Regions from separate parts of the Homo sapiens genome. Here region 2 is linked to region 1. A link is an interaction called in ENCODE POLR2A ChIA-PET data of the cell type or tissue named here. Cell type or tissue: OCI-LY7. All regions are shown on one strand. Each heading gives the region's core, and the rest is flanking DNA. Links, peaks and the distances in the headings are about the cores only.

Region 1 (10,550 bases), core at 971-8,970:
GCTAAATATTTTATTGTACCTATGTGTAATGACAGAGCTAGGATTGACAAATAGTTCCTTCTTTGTTATATTAACCACTGCCCACCGACTTCTCCTGGCCAAGTTAGAAATTGCTCTTAAACGAATGTCCAAACTTCTCAGCCTTTTGTGAGACATCTTGTGTGGTTGGACTCCTCTTTAATTCTCTAAACTTCAGTTCCCCTGCACCCACACACAACTTTCTGTTCCAGTTATGCTTATCTTATAAACCTATACCTTAACATGTTATGTTAGCTGATGTAACAAAAATGGGAATTTTCATTTGGAACTAAGGGAGTAAACAGGGATCTACATAAGGGGGTGGTGGTAGTTGAGGAGTGGGAGATCCAGGAGTGAAATAAAGCACTGTTAAAGTCCTCCATCATTATGCATTCCCTATTTTCTAAATAGGGTCACATGGTGATTATCTGAATTTCCCTTTACTTTTCATCAAGCATGATGTTTCCCAAACTTAAAGACTAAAATTGTTTTCTGAACCCCACTGATGTCTTGCTTTCTCATAGAGCAGGGTTCTTTTCCTCTGTTCTTTTAACCCTCTTTGTGGTTAGACCAGATAAGGCCAGGGAGGGTACTCTTCTCCAGAGTGAAGCAGGGTTCTTCAGGGACCAGAGGCAAGCACCAACTCTGTTAGTAGAACCAACAGGGACAAGACCCTCTGGGAAGACCTCCTAGCACTGACAGATGGGAGGTGGAAGATTTGGGCATGCTTCAACAGGTTCAGTCTCTACCTGAAGTTTTATCCAAGGACAGTTATAAACTGCAGAAGTCTGGCTCATTTGTTGGTCCACACTTTAATGAATGCTATCAATCAAAAAGCATGCTGCTTGCTTATAACTGAGTTTATTGTTGTCTTCCTGAAATGATTTCTTTGGCTGTTCAGTCCCCAAACAGAAATTCATATTGGAGACCATATAGAAAACACTGTTGGGTTTTTTTTTTAATTTTTTGTAAGAGGGCAAAATTGGCCCATCTGTTTTTCTCCCTGCTCACTTGTAGACATGGAAATAGTCAGACATACCACTCATCACGGTTTGGGCTTGTTCCAATGCATTATGCTAGCCAGAGAATCTTACCTCACTTATTTCTGAAGATGGTTTCCTTTTACAAGGAAACTGCTTTGGGAAAAGGTCACATTCCGGTAACAGGGGTTTCTCTGATAGACCCAGCTGAGTGAAAGGGTATAGGATATGGAAGTCCAACCCCAACAGCCATGCATACATCTCTGTGTGCTAAAGGGTGAGTTGTCAAAGGCATTTCTCTCCATTTGCATGTGCCTTATCCTGACCTAAAGTATAAAGCAGTTTCCTCATCTATATTAATATCTTGCCCTGGGAACTCCAGAGAGTTCTTGAAAAGATCAAAAGTGATAATAATTGTGACTGTCTTTGCAACCGGAAAAAGCTGTACAAATGTAGGGACTTGGCTAGAAAACCATAGAATCTTAAGATTTGATAAGAGTTTAAAGGTTAGCTAGTCCAATCTTTTGTCCTATGCTTTAAAAAATCTGTTGTTTTATTTACTTAAAGATTTACAATCATAAATAAGCATTAACTTGGGGGCAATTGAGTCATTCAAGGTATTCAGTCATTTATTGAATACCTTGCTATTTTTTCAGAAGCTGTTCTAGTACTATAGATGCAACAGCGAATGAAACAGACAAGGTGTCTGCCCTCATAGAGCTTAAATTCCAATAGAAAGAGACCCATAGTAGGTAAGCAAAATAATAGAGATAATTTCTTATTGGGATACATGGTATGCAGGGAATTTAAGTAGGGTTATATGATAGAACAACCTTAGATTAGGTGATCAGGGAAGATTTCTCTAAGGAAGTGACACTTAAATTTAGTTTTGAATAAGAAGAAGGAGACCTGCTGCAAAGACTAAGGGGAAGAACATTCCAGGGAAAGGAGATAGCTTGTGAAAAGGCCCTGAGGGACAAGGTATGTTTGAGGATGGATGTGACTAGAATGGATTTTGGGAAAAGGAAACTATAGATGTAGCCAGGGATCAGATCATGAAGGGAATTTTAAACATACAAAAAGTATTTATATTTCATTCCAAATGTGATGGGAGGTTTTAAACAAGGGAGTTACATGATCAGTTATGAATTTTAATAAGAATCCTGATATAGTTTGGATATTTGTTCCTGCCTAAATCCCATGTTGAATTGTAATCCCCAATGCTGGAGGTGGGGCCTAGTGGGAGGTGTTTGGGTCATGGGGGCAGATCCCTCATGGCTTGGGACTGTCTTTTCAATGAGGAATTCTCACGAGATCTGTTTGTTGTAAAGTGTGACACCTCCCTCCCCACGCCCCCACTCTCTTTCTCTTGCTCCTGCTCTAGCCATGTGATGTGCCTGCCCCCGTTTCACCTCACACCATGAATAAAAGCTTCCTAAGACCTCCCCAGAAGCAGATGCCAGTGCTATGCTTCCTGTACACCCTACAGAACCATGAGCCCATGAGCCAATTAAATGTCTTTTCTTATAAATTACCCAGTCTTAGGTATTTCTTTATAACAATGCAAGAATGGACTAATACAAATCATCTGGGTGCTGTGTTGATAAAAGAATAAAAAGAACAAGGGTAGAAACTGATAGTGGTTAGAACGCTATGGTAATTGCATATTTGTTCAAAATTATTTGTTTCTCCCTTGCCAAGATATTCTGTAGGCTGAGTATATTGTCTTTCCCCATTAACTTTGTGCTTGACCATGTGACTTAATTTGGCCAATAACATGTGAGAAGTTGTAACCTATATCCTTTCTAAGCAGAGCTTCAAATTCACTTGTAGTGGTTTGGCTCTGCCAACCCTGAGTTTCTGCTCTCCACCATAAGAATAGCATGGTTTTCAGCCTAGGTCCTTAGCAGACATGTGGAGCTAAGTTGTCCCAGGATAGTCCAGCAGAGTTCAGTTGAGCTGCAGCCTTCATGGAGCTTGAGCAAGAAATAAATATTTATTTCTGGGAAACCCAGAGATTCTGGGATTGTTTGAGCCTACCAATAACTGGTAGCAGTGGAAGTGGTGAGAAGTAGTTAGAGTTTATATGTATTTTCAAGACAGAATTAACAAGACACTGATATTTGCAAGCTGTGGGATCAAAGAGAAGTAAAAGAGTCAAGGATGACTTTGGAGCAACTGGGTGAATGGGGCATCCTTTATTGCAACGGGGAAGACCTGGGGAAGAGGAAGTATAGGTGGAACCAGGAATTCATCTTTGGCCATCTGTTTTGTTTTTGGAGATGGAGTTTCATTCTTATTGCCCAGGCTGGAGTGCAGTGGTGCGATCTCAGCTCACTGCAACCTCCGCCTTCTGGTTTCAAGCGATTCTCCTGCCTCAACCTCCCAAGTATCTGAGATTACAGGCATGTGCCACCACACCCGGGTAATTTTTTTTTTTTTGGTATTTTTAGTAGAGACAGGGGTTTCACCATGTTGACCAGGCTGGTCTCGAACTCCTGACCTCATGATCTGCCCATCTTGGCATTCCAAAGTGCTGGGGATTACAGGCATGAGCCACTGCGCCCGGCCCATCTTTGGCCATCTTACGTTTGGGGTGATTATGGGAGATTTGTATATAAATTTGTATATAGATCTACTTGTGCCTCCCAATAGATCTTTATTTTATTTATTGTTTTATTTTACTTTACCTACAAAAAGAATATTTGGTAGCTTACACTGAAAGTACTGGTAAAAGCATTAATATGAGGGGATGCAGAGGGAAAATTGTATTGAGAAATTTTGGCAGAGGAAAACTGCAATTCAGTATAATTAGTTTTGAGCTTCTTAGTAACCAAAATGAAGAAGCAAAATCAGTGAGTTATAAAACTCTCATTTTCTGGGGCAGTGGTTCTCAATTTTGGCAGCAGAGTATAATACTGTAATTTGGCCAAGCACATTGTGAATGGTGACCCCTGGAACTGCAACTCGATGGTCCTGCCCAGTGCCCACTCCTAGAAATTTGAATTTAAATGGTCTGGGAAGGAGCTGGGATGCAAATAAATGTGTTTACTATTAGGTGATTCTAATATGCAGCCAGAATTGAGAATTACTAGTTTTGCAGAAAAAAGTGTACCCATTGACATGGAAAGATAAACTTGTTCCCGAGCTCTAATTAAATTTGTCTCTGGCATTTTTATGTAAGAGGTATTGAGGTATGTAATGGATAATGATACAGACAGCAATTTCACAAGTGATACAGAAGACTTCCTTCTTTGCAGTTTATTATATGTACCTTAAGTGAAAACTGTTGTGATGTTAAAATTATACTTGCATAAAATTAGCCCTCTACAAGACAGAGCGATGGAATCCAGCTATGCAGCTTTCTGGCAATTTGGCTTAGCACAGTATTAAGCTTAGGGAATCATGAAGAAGAAAGGGTTAATGCAATCCTTATGAACACCAATAGTTTCAGCAAGACTTTGTTAAGTTTGGCCAGAAAGTCACTCTGGAAGATTCCTTAGGGGGCTGAGCCTTTTGGCTGGCTCTTTCCCCCTTCACTGAGGCCTCCTTGTGGTTGGACAGGGAGTGTTTTGTGTTCTCCTTCCCTTTTCATTTTTTCACTCTTATGCTTTCCCATGCCAAGCAGGTTTTTCCTTTGGGGGAAGACACTTAGGCAGAGAATGAAATTAAGAAATAATGTAATGATGATGGTGGTAATTCTTTGCACAGCCTAAGAGCAGTTGGCTGCTAATTGTAGAACGGTAATAAGGGGGGCCCTGGGCCATAAGGTTTGCATTTGGAACACCTGTAGTTTTCATTTAACATCATGGATCATTAAACAGCTGCTCAGAATGGCCTTATTAAAACAAATACGGTTGCACTGTTTTATGCACGTGTTATATTGCAGTGAGCAGATCAGATGCAAACAGGATTCTGTAAAAAAAAAAAAAAAAAAGACACCTTAAGCATACTCTAAAGGTACTATCCCACAAAGACGAATGTAGCTGAGTATTTTTCTGCCTTTATGAAACTGAAAATGATTGAACTTGTTGGATTTTGCTTTAAAACTTCTTGCTGTGGCTGAGGGGCATGGAAAGTGTGCAATGAGCATCTTCTATGGGGGAGGCGCTCATTGAAGTCACTGGCATGCTCTAAAACTGGCCTGACAGTTGTGTTTCTCTCACTGAAAAAAAGCAAAGTGTGCTATCCACTGTAATGTGAATATGACCTTCTGGGATGGCGGAGAGCTTTCCAGGGATTTTTCATCACTGGGGATGTGTTTGTTCTATGTTATCCACACTGACACTGATATCCTCTTATAAGTTTTATTACACACTTGTAAGATGACTAATTAAAATTAGATACTGAGTTTGTGCCCAGGGTCAGGCTGCAAGCAAAAGTTGGGGTGTAGAGTTTTTCTTTTTTTTTTTTTTTAGAGACAGGGTCTCACTGTGTTGTCTAGGCTGTAGTACAGTGGCGTGATCATAGTTCACTGTAGCCTTGAGCTCCTGGGTTCAAGCGATTCTCCTGCCTCTGCCTCATGAGTAGCTAAGACTACAGGCATACACCACCACTCTTAGCTAATATTTTTAATTTTTGTAGAGATTGGGTCTTGCTATGTTGTCGAGGCTGGTCTTGAGCTTCTGGGCTCAAAAAATCCTCCCACTTCAGCCTCCCAAAGCTCTGGGAGTATAAGCATGAACCACTGTGCCCAGCCCTAGAGTTTTTCTTGATTTTAAAATAATTGGCCTTTGGTGGAGATAATTTTCTAATTATTTTTCAAAAGATGTTTTGGATGCTTCCAGATGCAAGATGCAGTTTGGATAGGCACATGGTGTTTTTAGGTATATTTTATGAGAATGACAGTGAGAAATGTATGGTGTGTGTGTGTGTGTGTGTGCACATGTGCACACATGAGAGAGACAGCAAGAGAGATATCCATCAACGTTACACTCCAAATATGGATTAATCCTAGAGAAAGTATGATCCATCAACATCAAGCTCCAAATGTGAATTAATCTCTTATATAATGACACAAATTTATGACCATAAGTGACCCTTTACATCTTATAGTAATTCTATGCAGGAATCTTTTAATAGATATTATTTGTGGCCTTAATTTCATTAAAGGGCAAGCACCATACCCCATGTGCCTTCCTGCAGTCCCAAGTGGTCTTCAGACTAGAAAAGAGATCTTGGCAAGGGCGGTTTCTTGGTGGTCTGAATTACAGTTACTGTAAAGAAAATTAGGGGCAACGACATAAATTTTGAGCAGATGAACTTGACTTGCAGTATCCTCCATGTGCTTTCCTGTCTTATCTCCCCTGTAGATACCCCTTCCTTGCTCGGGTGCCTTGCTGCCCCAACCTATTTCCTGGCTCTGGACTCTATTGTCAAGTCAATCATTGGCAAAATTGTTAAAGCTAGCAGTTTGTTCTTGGTGTTCTTTACTCCCGCCGGCAGGCTTCATTCCTTTCTTTCCCTTGATGGGCCAGCCTTTCCTCTTTTTCCCACTCCCTTGCATTCCCAGAGAGGTTCCCAAACCTCTTCAGATTTCTTCCATTCCACCCCTGTCAAATCTTGCTTTTGGAATGATGGGGAACCGCTGCAACATGAGGGGGAAATGACTGATGCAGCTAAGTGCACTGCAGCAGGAAACCTGACTTTTAGCTAATGAGATGAAGTATTACCATCAGACATTGAGTCATATGCTAGTTGGAGGTGAGGTCAGGGGTAGAGGGGGGATGGAAGAGTTTAGTTCCTTCCTGTTATATTCTGAGATCAAATCACAATAAGTGAGTGGTTCTTTTCTGTGTTCTTCTCTTATTGGACTCAGCTTTGAACCTACCAGGCAAGAGCCTAGACCAATGGTAGGCTCTCAATAAATATCTTTGAATGACTGAATGAAGCAATGGGCAGGAGGGTCTTTTGCAGATAACCTCACAGTGGTAGCTCTGTCTATGTTACAAGCTAGACCCTGAACATAAAGAGAAGCACCTCCAAGCAGAGAAATATTATGCTGCCCAGAGCATTGTCCAGGCCTCCAGCTTGTGGTCAGGGTTCACTGAAAGACACTTCTTTGCTGAGCATTATGGCCCTCAAGAAGCATCTGATTTCTGTTCCATCATAGTTGAAGAAGAATGGGCAGAAGCAAGCTTTTCCTTCCATTTAGGAGAAGCAGCAGCTTCTTAAACCCACTTTCAGATTGCCTTAATCCAGCCTTGTTAATAAAGAATCTAATTTACCTGGCCTACTCCATTTTCAACAGACCTACTGGGATTCCAGAAATATTGGAAGGAAAAAATCATGTTCGTTTTAGTTCTGATTTTTATTTGCATGGAGACTAACTACTTTCAGGTTTTGCCTGTTTCTTTCAGGTCTTGAGTCTTTGGCTTCAAGCTAATTTGTATAAACGAAAATTCAAAGTACACACACACACACATATACACACACACGCACACACGTACCCCTACACCTTTCAGGCGAGCCAGGCCCAGGTCCGTGATTCTCCTCCAGGTTTCTAATCTGCAAGGCATGACTTGACTGCAAGGACAAATGTACAAAGACTCAAACCACTGGTGTTCCCTTCCCGGTATGTTTCTCATCACTTCTGCCTTAAAAGTTCTAGGGCATTTGGGAAATGCAAGATTGACCACTGAGAAAACTCCTGCTTCTGGGAGTTACTGATGAACTCCCAGAGAGACATGTAAATAAGGTGTGTTTGCCCATAAGGAGATTCTTTGATCCTTAAAGTATTATAAGCAAGATTGTATTTAGATAATGTTCTACAAGGAAAATTAGTTATTAGCTTATTCATTTTTTTCACTCTTTTACTCACTCCTACCAGACTCTTAATTGAGCACCTATGCTACAAGGGAGAACCTTGCAAACACGAGTTATACCCTCTGGCCTCTGGAAGTCCTCTTCATTCTCTTCTGCCTTGGCAGAAAAGTTTGAAAAGCAGTGCCATCAGATACATGAATTCCCTCTAAACAAGTGTGCTGGCTTCAACTTATTCCTTTAAGGAAATAAATGGCTGGGGGAGAAAAATTCAGATGTAATACCCCATTCTTATTTGGGATAATTAAAATAGAAGACAGTTGCCATTGGTGACAAGCCTGATTTAGCGTATAATTTTTAGAGAACTAAGTTTTATTTCTTTCAGGTGTATGTAATGAATTAACTGTTAAAAGAATATGGGTAGGTAGATGTCTTGGCATATCTGTGATTAATAGGTAATTATTTTATTAAGATATTTTTATAATTATAAAAATAATGTATGCACTATATAGAAAGTATTGAAAATATGAAACAGTTTAAAGAAACGAAGTGTGGCTGGGCACAGTGTCTTATGCCTATAACCCCAGTGCTTTGGGAAGCCGAAGTAGGAAGATCACTTGAGCCCAAGAGTTCAAGACCAGCCTGGGCAACATAGTAAGACCCCATTTGTATAACAATAACAAAAAAAGAAATGAAGTGTATGATTCCAGCCCTCAGAAACAACTGCTTTTAACATAGGTCCACATCCCTTATCTGGTCCTTGGAGCCAATTGTGTTTTGGAATTCAGATTTTTTCAGATTTTAGTAAGGTAATCAAATATGTGTACTGTAGATCTTATCCTCAGTGGAACGTGGGGCAGTGCTTCATAATCAAACACAATAATATTTTTGCAGTAAAACATATAAATGTTCACTCTAAGCCAGATAAATAAAGACCATAAATAACCTCACAATTTTGCATTATCAAATTTTGATACCAAATGAGTTATAAAAATCTTTCCATTTCAGATCCCTTTGTATTTTGGAATTGCATATAAAGGATTGTGGACTTGTATTTTAGCATAACATTTAGACAATTTCTAAGCATTCATGCATGGTTGGGGCATCAGGGCCCTTGAGCAAGGAGTACCTACAGGGGAGAGGAGGCAAAGTACATACAGGATACTGTAAGCCAACTTCATCTGCTCAAAATTTGCATTGATTGCTCCTACTTTTCTTTATTGTGACTGTGATTCAAACCACCAAGAAACTGTCCTTGTGAGGCATAAGAGGAGTTTAATGTACACAGAGATTTGTGTTTTTCATACTGATAGAAGTATATTTAAGGGATTGGGGTCCTGTGCCTTCAAAAGGTGCCTGATAGCAAGGAAATGTGGCTCAAAAGGATTTGCCTGTATACACTCTTGTTGTCAGGCCTTTGATAGCTTTGGCCTCAGTTTTGCCCATAGATGATGACTCTCACATTCGTCCACTTGGATCTGTCATCTCCTGCTGGGGGTGACCCTACATGTGATCCTGCCTCTGCTCCCAATTATCTTTAGCTCAAAGGCCAGATTGTGACAGCCTGCCCATGCTCTCCAAGCAAACAAATCCCATCCTATCTCTGGTTTTGTTTTTGCAAATCTATTTTGGCATTGACATTTCACAGCGACCCTGCCCTGCTCTACTTGGTCAAGTTAAGACAAGCATGACCTGAAAAATGGTTGAGAAAAAAATAGAGGTGAAGGTTAAGTGCATGCAGCGTCCGTTCAAATCGAAGAGATGGCTTGAGAGGCAAGTGTCAGAAATTAAGCAAGTAAACAACAGAACACTGTGAGCCATTGGTTTGTAACATGACAGCTGCCTGTCTGTGCCTCTTACTGTGTCTGTGCTCTAGATTTCAACATTCTACCAGATAATGAACATTTTGCAGAAGCAAATGTCAGAACTCTTCTATGCAAGCAAAGACAGGAAATTTGGTGAAATGATAACTAATGGATGAAAAAGTATTGAAAACCTATAATTACCTGTGATAAGCAATATGTTATGCTTTCTTTTCTCTGTTCTAAATCTGCCACTGCAGTTTTTCTTGTCTAATGCAGTATTTCAGGCAGGCATTGCTTTTCAATTATATATCTCAAGCTGAAGTTCCTGCTGACGGGGAGAACGAAAGCACATTTTGGTTATTATGTTTTTCCTTCCCTTCCTCATAGACTCCAAGTGCCTATATGCTAATAGAAACCCAAATGACAGGAAGTCCAAATGGAAATGTTATTAGAAAGCTATGGGTATGTAGTTAATGAAATATGTATGATTGCAATAATGCAGGACATGTGTAATATTGATGGGAACTCAACTGATCTCAATATTTAATAAAGGCTTAATTTAAAATATGGATATTTGGGGGAGTGGGTTGTTTTATTCTTTTTGCAAACATGGCATATGTTAATTTCTTGCTGAGAATTTGTCTGGTGGATTCAATTTCCTTCTGTAATTTCTCGTTTTGAATATTCCTTTTTTTTTTTGAAAGCACACTTCCATATGCTGATCTAGACTGTTATTCCTGAATGTCCTTGGATGAGAGAAGGACTAATAATATGTTTTGAGGCAGTCTGGAGCAGCTAAATGAACCACTAATGATTCCCTATGGTCTACTATAATTGGCATTTGAACCTACTCTTTGAAAATTTGGGCCAAGAATTAGCCTTAGACACTGTTCTTAAAGAAGCCTGAGGGTGTTGTTGTGGTTGTGGTGGTGGTGGTGCTGGTGGTGGTGGTGGTTTGAGACAGGGTCTGGCTCTGTGGCCTTGG
Region 2 (10,550 bases), core at 1,324-9,323, 140 kb after region 1:
TAGGTATGTACTCAAGAGACATGAAAGTATATATCCACACAAAGACTTGTACAGGAATTTTCACAGCAGCAGTGCTCATAATAGACAGAAAGTAGAAATGTTATCTATCAATAGGAGAATAAGTAAACAAACTGGGGTATCTCCATATAATGGAGCACAATTCAATAATGGAATGGGACACAATACTGATTTATAAAACCACATTGGTAAATGCTTACACAAAAGAGTACATACCTTGTGATTCCATTTATATACCCTCTAGAGCAGAATAAACTAAACTATGATGGAAGAATTTCAGAACAGTGGTTGCCTCTGGATATGGTGGTGGCATTGACTGAAAAGGACATGAGAGAACTTTTTAGGGGAATTATAATGTTCTAAATCTTTATAGGGGTTTGGGTAGCTGAGGTGTATGCATTTATCAAAGTCCAGCAAACATACATGTAAGATTTGTGCATTTCATCGTAAGTTTTACATCAAAAGAAAACACTGCAAACAAATATTAAATCCTAGTTGATGATACGCATGCTATAATCATATAGTATATAGTTGAAGTATATTGATATCTGCAATTACTTTGAAGTGCATCAAAATTAAGATAAATTGATCAATGAGTAGACAGACAAGTAGATGATGTATACATGATAAAACAGAGTAAAATATTAATGGCAGAATTTAGGTGGTAGGTATATGATTTTCAACCCCTTTAAACTTTCCTGTATTTTAAACGTTTTCAAAATACAATTCTGAAAAAAAAAAAAAAAAAAAAAAAACAGATCTGGCTTTGAATTTTGGCTCTGGCACTTATAGTAAGTAACTAGGAAAATCACATAAACTGTCAAACCTTCAGCTTATCTCTCCATAAAATGGTCATAGAATAGTAGCTACCTCACTGGGTATTCCTCACTCCTTAGCCTTTCTCCAACTGATATTTGGGAGCAAAGGGTTAATTTTGGAATCGAAACTATGTTTCTGATTGGGTTGGCTAGTGGCAGTGTTTTATATTTAATTATGCATCCAGGACTGTGAACACAATGAATTAGAACAGTATATCCCAATCTTCCTTGGTCATAACAATTACTCTACCCCAGACCTACTGACATAGAATTTTTATTGTCAACAAACTCACAGTCTATCAGAGAAGATAAATAGGTAAAGGGAAAATTACAATAAAACATAAAGTTCCAATAAAAGAAGAAATCATGGTCTCCATGGAAGTATATAGTAAAGGCACAGAATCCACCTTGGGGATGGTGGTCAGTGAAGACATCCTAGAGGCAGTGACATCTGAATTGAGCATTAAACAACTAATAAAGTAATCCTGACAAGCATGGACGGTCATGAGTAGAGGGTAGTATGTTTTAGGCCTCAGAGACACAGGGAGGCTAGATGAGAGAGTACGGCTCACTTATTGCTGAAATCAGAACTCAAAGTGCTCCTATTTCTTCCCTAGTGCATTTGATGTGTATGGCCTTTTGATGAAGCACCATCTTCACCTTCTAGGAACCTCCAATCCAAAGGAGCGACTCTCCATTGTAAACTCAGATGATGATTTTATTTTTTATTCAAAAGGGCTTTGCTTTGTTGCATATGCCACTGAATAAGCCAGCGTTAGGTTACTGATTTACAAACTTTAGGTGCTTATATTACCCTGGCAGACCGATTTGTTGCTATCCACATCTGTCCCTTGGCTCATAGGTAATATTTTTGCAAAGGCATTTACCTGTTAAAATGTTTGGAGTGAATTATATGCATTTATTCTAGGAAATTTTTGCAGATTTTTATGGTGGAATTGCTGACCCACTGAGCTGTTGTCAAACCTTGTTGAGGAATGCTGGAGATAGGCCCTTTACATTCCTTCATTCAGTCACGTAAGGTTTACAGAGCTCTTGCTATGTGTCTATACTGTGTGAGTTGCCAAGGTTACAGAATTAAGTAAGATACAATACTTATGTTAAGCCAATATAAGTTCTCAAAGAGCTCACAGTTTGGTGGGAGAAAACAAATAGGCAAGCAGACAAAGACAATAGAGAGTGATAAGATATGTCAGAGTGGGAAGCACAGATGGCAGGAGGACTCCAGGAGACCGTTAAACAGTACTTGATACCCTGAGGAGTTCCTGTGCTGCCCCTCACACATCAAGGTGACACTTGGAAACATGCTCTGTTAAATTTTCACTGAGACAACCACGCACTCTCTTGCTGACCCCAGTGACAAGTGGCATAGATCTGTGAGGTGAGTGGCCAGAGTTCAGGGGTCAGTTGATGGCAGCGGAAGAAAGCAGAGCTAATTGGCCCACATGGGCTTCAAATTGGCAAGCATGGCCTCATTAGCACTGTGGTCCTCCCTTCTGTGTGCTCTGGCTACCAACTTGGCTTCCCAAAGGGACCTTCAGAATCCAGGTATCTTTGGTCAACGTTTTGCTCTCTGGGATCTTATAAGCATGTCCAAGAGTGTTCTTCAACCTTGATTTTCAGAAGGGGAAATCAAGGCACAAAGAAAATCAGATTGAAATGAAATTGCTGACAATTTCATGAGGAGTTTTCCAGCTTCTTTGATGAGTTTACATCTTCATATGGTCTGTGCACCCCTAGGGTGGGTAACAGATTTGCTTCTCCTACCAACACTTGACCTGCTAAGCTGCGGAGGGCTGCTCATCATAAATTGTAAGGTTAGCTCTGAAAATGAGTCTTTCAAACACAGAAGAGGGAAAAGTCTCCCCTTCATCCCTTTCTCTGTTTCATCTTCATGCCTCCTCCAAGTTCAAAACACTCAGTTCCTCCAAAATTTTAAAATTTCTCCCCTGCACTCCCCAGTCCTTAACAAGCTGTTGATGTTCCAGGAAATGTCTTTTCCTATGAAAGACATATCACGGCAGCTAAACAGCTGGAGTCCTCTGACAGCCAATCAGCCAGGCCTTAGGGTATCAGTGTGATGAGCAACTCAGCTAGAAAGTGTCTATTCTCTAGCTGAGCAAATGTCATCTCCACCAGGAAGCTGCAAAAGGATGGTGAGAGACTGCACTGAAGTGTCTGTGAGGCTGAGTTCCAAAGGAAAAAAAATCTATAAATACAAATATGCTGCAATACGGGAGTGTCTGATTCAAGGGTAAATATATGAATGTATCTCTCTATAGACTGTTCAGGAGCACTATTTACACACTCTATACATTATGTGGAATGATTATAAATGGTGTGGCTTAATAGACTTCTTACCTTAATAAATACATAGATTTTCCTTAGGTAGACTCTTGGAAGAAATTCACACCATTGTGCAACTGAACTAAATAAAACCTACTGGCTTTTATACTTGAAGAAAATGGCAGCCCACCACCAGCAGAATAAGACCATTAATTGGAATTGGTTTGCTCTAATCCTTGCATGCACTCATTAAGGTTATCAGCATCCTTCTGAGCAGAGGTTCCCAGGTCAGTTAAAAAAAGAGAAGAAAGTGTTTGTGTGTGTTTAAATAGATAAATGTAGATAAATACCTGGAAAACTAATATTAGATTGCCAGCATTTTATTTTGACACATAAGAACACACATACACACACACACAACTACCAACAACTAATTATCACTGTTATACCATAAAAGTGAATTTAAATACAAGCAGAAAGGCCAGAGTATTAATATAAAAACAACCCTTTCAGTTGAATATATTGAATTATAAGACTAATTTAGTCTCTGTAAAAAAAGATAAATATAAATTAAGAGAAATAGACAAACAGAAAAATTACAAAAATATAATTAAATTTCATCCCCAGCAGGAGTAAACTCCATCACAGACTGACACTAATTCATGAGCTGGCATATGGAAGCCATACTGATTGAGAATTTGGGCTGAACCCAGCTATAGGAAATGGGGTAGGAACCATGTGGCATGAGAACATGCCAGGAGGAAAACCACAAGTTCATAAAGAGGACAGCATATAGCTGGTAATATTCCTATCACAGGGTCAAGAGAACAATGGGAATCCAGCATGATAGTTAACATAATAAAATAATTTAGATTGGTGGTAAATGGCAGAACATAAGGTCAAGAAGATTCAACTAATAGCAAGAGAAGAGTCAGATCTATACAGAAAGCTTAAATATCTAATGCTGTATAGTAAATGGTCAGCTGGATTAGTGTCAAATTATTTTAGCAGAAATTTGGGAGAAGTATATAATTTTGGAAGACTGAACATTATTGACTCTGTCTTCCAAGATAGGAGAGGAGTAGCTTCATTTTGTAAAACACTAACAGTTTTTCTGATCAAATAGATTTTCACATGGTTCCTAGCTTCCACACTCTTCCTAGCTTCCCTTGCCATGCAAGGGTACTTGTACATATTTCCTTCTGGCTGATTTCTTAAGCTCTTTACAATTCTAACCTCTCTTCCTCTTTACATTTTTTTTCACCATCTCTCGCTGTTCTTTGTTTCTTGGCAACGTGTACACAGAGTTCTCAACTGAAAATTCAGTAAACATATATTCTGCATCCACTATTTGCAAGACACTATGTTAGGCCCTGCAGATGATCCAAAGAGGAGTGTGTCTTAATTTCTGCCCCTAGGGAACTTATGGTTGAGTAGAAGGTGAGGATAAAATAATTACCCTAATATCTACTAAAAGCTAGACCATAACAGTTTCCCAACAGAGAAATATGAGGGATAAGAGATTGTATCTAGCTAGATGACTAGGAAAGTTTCAGAAAGAAGAGAATGTTTGATATGGACCTTGAAGGTGTCTAGGATTTTGATAGGTAGAGATGGGGTTGAGAGAAGAGCAGGAGCAGAGACTTGGAATGATTCTTGGCCATTGGCCATGCCTAGGGAGCAGAGCCAACTGTAAGTGCTATGATGAAGATTAAAAAAAAATGATAGTGATTAAAAGGCTCTTGATTTGAAATCAACAAATTATAATAATTTGTTTAACATAAGTATTTTGAATTGTGTTAAGGGGAGTGAGTTAATGAATAAATTAATTTGAAAAACCACATAGAGTTAATTGAGTTCACATCTGTTAGCTGCGCAATCTTGCACAGGTTACTTAGCATATATGTGCCACAGTTCCCTTACCTGTGAAAAACAGGATAATGGCTTTAAAACAGTGCCTGGCATATAGTAAGCAAATAATAAATTGTTGCTATTATTACTTGAAAATCAGAGTCTGGCAATGAGTTGAGTTTCAGTTTCTCTCTAGCGGTCTTTCTGCACTTAGAGAGGTCCTATGTGCTAATTTTCAGACTGACCATTGTAATCTGTTCCTTGGATCTCAGCATAAAGCCATGATCTGAAAGTCCTGTACCTGGCAGAGCTTAGAGTTGAAAGATTACCAGGAAGAAGGAACAAATATGTGCATTCCAAATCACACATGTAGCTGGAAAAGAGGTTAGAAGCTTACCTGAAACACTGAAAGTCACTTTGCTTGAAGTAGACAATTTTCCAGATTAGTCACAAGATGCTCAGTGCTTCTGCCACTTTTGCAAGCACAGGTGTGAGGCAGTTAGGCGTGGATGTGCGATTTCCTTGTTTTTCAGCTAATACAAAGAAAGCCTGATTGCTTGAGCTGGTGCCTAACAATAGGCAGCAGCTGTGGGTTCACTCAACAATTGCTGGGAAGGAACATTTTTTCCCCTGGGGTTATATTTAAATCAGGGAGCTTGCTTTCTGGGAGAGGAGCTGAAAGAAATTGCTGCTGCAGGTAGGTGGTCCTGCTTAAGAAGCCCAGGCATATCAAACTCACCTAAAATATCAACTACATTATTGGGGTGGTTATATTTAGAGTACAAAGGGGTTCCTTAAATCTGAAGGTGCTTCCCTAGTTCTTTTATGCTTTGTTAACATATCATAGAGCATTGATTGAGAGGACTAAAAACTAAAGTGTTTGCAATTAGCGATCATTGAAGATCCATTAGGAAAATACATCAGTCTCTGGAGTCAGTGAAAAAATAGAATTCACTTTATTCATAATTGTTCTTGTTTGCCTCCTGTATTGAGTTTCTACAATGCTCCAGACATTGTAATAGGCACTGGAGATACAAGGATTCTCCTCTTTTCATTTGGGAGGAAGTGGTGGGTCAAATAATAGAGATATGTATAAGGTAGGGTATAGGCATAAAGTGGGGTTATGGGGGATTGTGTTTTCTTCACCTCTGTGGTCTCATGTCTCTCTCAGTGCCTGCTTGGCAAATAGTAAAAGGTCATAAAAGGTTTTTGAATTTACAACAGTAAAAGGGAAATTTTACATAACTCTACTGGAGTCCAAAGAGTGTATAAGATCCAGCCACTCAGGTAAGTCATAACAGCCATAGAGTCTTTTCTGTATCACTGCGTCAGGTCTCTGCTCTCTCTTTGATGAATGAGATGATTGTTTCGATGTTGCCCCCACCCCCCTCATCCTCTTTCTAGCATGTGCACACACACTTCTTTTCTGGTTATTTCTCTACCCTGCGGGGGTTGTGCTTAGCTGAGGTTTAAGAGGCGTCTCTTATGCTTTAAGAGTCTGGATGCCCTGAACAGGTGAGGCAGCTCTAGGACCCTTATATCCCTCTTTTACTTAGTCCCAGGAGTAATCACTATCTTTCTAAAGAAAGGCAAAACATCAGGAAACAAGCTACATACAGTTGCCAGTAGTCTGTTCAGAAGTTGCTGAAGATGGGATATATGAGCCAGGAGTGAGGTCTAGGAGAAGAAATGACAAAAGAGAAGCTGCAAATGCCATAAGCGGGGGCAATACTATTTAGATATCCATCTTCTTGGCCAGTTGAGCCAAAACATTTATTATTTGTCTTGGTAATATCCAATGTCCTCCTTTTAGGTATTTGAAACTATATATCATTAACTATAGTAATTCCACAGTGCAGTAGTACACTAAAACTTATTCCCCCTATCTAGCTGTAGTTTTGTCTTTTAACAAATCTCTCTCCTCCACCCTTCCCAGACTCTAGTATCCTCTGTTTTACTTCTTACTTCTGTGAGACCAACCTTTTTTTTAGCTTCCACTTATGAGTAAGAGCACATGGTGATTAACTTTCTGTTCCTGGTTTATTTCACTCAACATAATGTCCTTCAGTTCCATCCGTGGTGCTGTGAATGACAGGATTTCATTCTTTTTATGGCTGAATAGTATTCAATTGTGTATATATACCACATTTTCTCTATCCATTTATCTATTGTTCAACACCTAGGTTGATTCTATGTCTTGGCTATTGTGGACAGTGCTGCAATAAACATTTTTGTAGCTATGGTAAATTGGCTTGCCTTCTTGATTTCTTTTTCAGCTAGTTTGTTGTTTGTGTATATAAATGCTACTGATTTTTGTATGTTGATTTTGTATTCTGCAGCTTTTCTGAATTCATTTATCAGTTCTAAGAGATTTTTGTTAGAGTCTTTTGGTTTTTCTATGTATAAGATCATGTCATCCACAAACAGGGACAATTTGACTTCTTTCTTTCCAATTTGGATGCCTTAGATGCCCTTTATTTATTTCTCTTGCCTAATTTCTCGACCAGGACTTCTAGTACTATGTCGAATAGGAGTGGAGCAAGTGGGCATCCTTGTCTTGTTCCAGTTCTTAGAGGAAAAGCTTTTAGCTATTCTCCATTCAGTAGGATGTTAGCTTGGGTTTGTCATATATGGCCTTTATTGTGTTGAAGTGCTTTTCCTTCGATACCTAATTTATTGTGAGTTTTTATCATGAAGGGATGCTGAACTTTATCAAATGCTTTTTCTGCTTCTTTTGAGATGATCATATGGTTTTTATTCTTTATTCTGTTGATGCAATGTATCATGTTTTTTGCTTTGCATATGCTGAAACATCCTTGCATTTCTGGGATAAATCCCACTTTATCGTGCTGTATTATCTTTCTGATGTGTTGTTGGATTCAGTATGCTAGCATGTTGTTGAGGATTTTTGCATCTATGATCAGGAATACTGGCCTGTAGTTATTTTTTACGTTTTGTCCTTGCCTGGTTTTGGTATCGGGATTATGCTGGCTTTGCAAAATGACTTAGGAAGAATTTTCTCCACTTTAGTTTTTTGGAATAATTTGAGAAGAATTGGTATTAATTTTTCCTTAAAGACTTGGTAGAATTCAGCAGTGAAGACATCCAGTCCTGAACTTTTCTTTGTTGGGAGATTTTTTACTAATGATTCAATCTTGTTACTTGTTATAGGTCTGTTCATATGTCCTACATCTTCTTTGTTCCATTTTGTTAGGTTGTATGTGTCCAGAAATGTGTCCATTTCATTTAGGTTTTCAAATCTAGTGATGTATAGTTGATTATAATAGTTTCTAATGATCCTTTGTATTTCTGTGGGATCCACTGTGACATCTCCGTGCTTCTGATTTTGTTTGGGACTTCTATGACTTTTACTTGGTCTAGCTAATGGTTTGTTAATTTTATATTTTAAGAAAAACAACTTTTTGTTTTATTGATCTTTTAAAACTTTTTTTAGTATCAATTCCATTTATTTCTGCTCTGTGATTTATTATTTCTTTCTTTCTACTAATTTGGGGTTGGTTTGGTTTGTCCTTCCTTTTCTAATTACTTGAGATATATCATTAAGTTATTATTTTTATTTTTATTTTTATTTTTATTTTTATTGAGACGGAGTCTCACTCTGTTGCCCAGGCTGGAGTGCAGTGGTGCGATCTCGGCTCACTGCAAGCTCCGCCTCCCAGGTTCATGCCATTCTCCTGCCTCGGCCTCCCGAGTAGCTGGGACTACAGGCGCCCACCACCACGCCTGGCTAATTTTTTGAATTTTTAGTAGAGACGGGGTTTTACCGTGTTAGCCAGGATGGTATCGATATCCTGACCTCGTGATCTGCCCATCTCGGCCTCCCAAAGTGCTGGGTTACAGGCGTGAGCCACCGTGCCCGGCCATCATTAAGTTATTTATTTGAAATCTTTCATGTTTTCTTTTTTTATGTAAGGATCTGTCAAGTATTCACTTTTTTATTAGTTCCCTAAAACTTATTCATCCTGTAAGTTTGCCTCTCAGTACTGCTCTTGCTGTGCCCTATAGATTTTGGTGTGTTTTGTTTCTATTTTCATTTGTTTCAAGGAATTTTTAAATTTCATTTTTAATTCCTTCCTTCACCCATTGGTCATTCTGGAGCATGTTGTTTAATATCCATGCATTTGTATAGTTTAAAATGTTCCTCTTGTTATTGATTTCTAGTTTCATTCCATTTTGACCAGGTAAGATACTTGATAGGATTTCCACTTTTAATTTTTTTTTTTGTTGAGACTTGTTTTGTGTTCTAACACATGATCAATCCTGGAGAATATTCCATGTGTAATCCATGCTAGTGACATTTTGAGTGTCTCAGGGCCTAGACAGTGAAGAGTTTGTGGTTGTGGTGCTGTGGCTTTGCTGGGGGTAGACTTGCAAGGCATTTCTCAGGTTGGGGGAGAGTGTGTGCCATGGTGAGTCAACCAACTTGGGGCTTGGGTTGGTTCTATGAGGGCTGTTACACTCTGGCTGGGAGCACGCTCACGCAGTTGCTTGGCTGGCCTGGGGGTTTGCCTGCCAGGAAACGGGGCTATTTCTCAGGCCTGGGATGTGGTTGTATGGCTTCTCACCTGGCCTGGGTATGTGTCTGCTGGGGTGGCTCATGGGGCTGTTTCTCAGGCCTGGCATGCAGGTGCACAGCTGCTCAGCTGACCTGGGGTGTGTCTGCCAGGGACAGCCCACAGGGATATTTCTCAGACCCAGGATACAGTCCCATGGCTTCTCAGCTGGCATGGGTAAATGTCTGCTAGGGGTGGCCGTAGGGCTGCTTCTTAGGTCCGGGATGCGAGTACAAGGCTGCTCGGCTGGCCTGGAGGCTTGCCCACCAGGGTGGCCCGCGGGGCTGTTTCTCAGTCCCAAGGCATGGGCACTCTGCTGATTGGACGGGGGTATATCTGCTAGTGGTGGCCCTGGAGCTTTTCTCAGGCCCTGATTAGGGTCTGCATGGCTATTGGTCAGGCCAGGGGCTTGTCTGTAAGGGGTGGGTCTGTTTCTCAGGCCTTGGGAGTGGGTCTATAGCTACTCCACCTTCTGGGAGTGCGTCAGCTGTTCAGAGGCTTGAGGGCCTTTCCTGCATGAGGGAGGGAATGCAGCAGTTTGGCTGGCTCAAGGGTGGGTTTGCACTGGGTGGGAATGCCAGACTGTTCCTCTGGCTGGAAGTGTCTATGGTGGGAGTTGGTTTCCCTGTTGTGCAGGAGCAAGGTCATAGCTGATCCTGGGTCCAAGCTCTGCACAGCTGGGGTTGTAGTGTTCAGCTACCAGTGTGGGCTTAGTGGAATGAAGATGGAGCCCTAGTGTTGGGGAGGTACAGTAGACTTTAGCAGCGGGTCTAGTCTCAAGTTCACAGGGGGTAGGTGTGAAAAATCTGTGGGATTTTCCTGTAGTAAGGACTATAGGTTTTTGTGAGGCAATGGAGGCTGGTGGGGTTCTTCTGCTTGCCTTTGCCCCATGATGGGAAGTCCCTTCTGGCTCCAGGCAGATCTGATCCAGGTGAGGAAGAAGGGGCTGTAGAGGCTGGGTGCTTCCATGCTGCTCTTCTGGATT

The links. ChIA-PET counts read pairs that join two places held together with the same protein. Peaks named below come from ENCODE experiments on the same cell type or tissue, not always from the same donor. Only the 100,000 strongest peaks of a DNase experiment are listed, where the experiment ranks them.
Region 2: POLR2A ChIA-PET joins it to region 1 with 5 read pairs; 2 of 35 experiments call an interaction of 5 or more read pairs at or near these places.

Annotation. Positions count from the first base shown.
Region 1 is chrX:129,230,098-129,240,647 of GRCh38, reverse strand. No RefSeq gene overlaps it. Among named protein-coding and RNA genes, the nearest start is that of SMARCA1, 290 kb to the left of the region's middle. In OCI-LY7, for the core only: no CTCF peak of the experiment used is centred there; no DNase peak of the experiment used is centred there.
Region 2 is chrX:129,086,286-129,096,835 of GRCh38, reverse strand. The region is part of intron 6 of LOC124905213 (a long non-coding RNA gene); the gene reads left to right. Among named protein-coding and RNA genes, the nearest start is that of SMARCA1, 430 kb to the left of the region's middle. RefSeq lists enhancers at 4,676-5,646, 5,647-6,619, 9,170-9,976, 9,977-10,550. In OCI-LY7, for the core only: no CTCF peak of the experiment used is centred there; a DNase peak (open chromatin) is centred at 5,535; H3K27ac peaks cover 2,459 bases.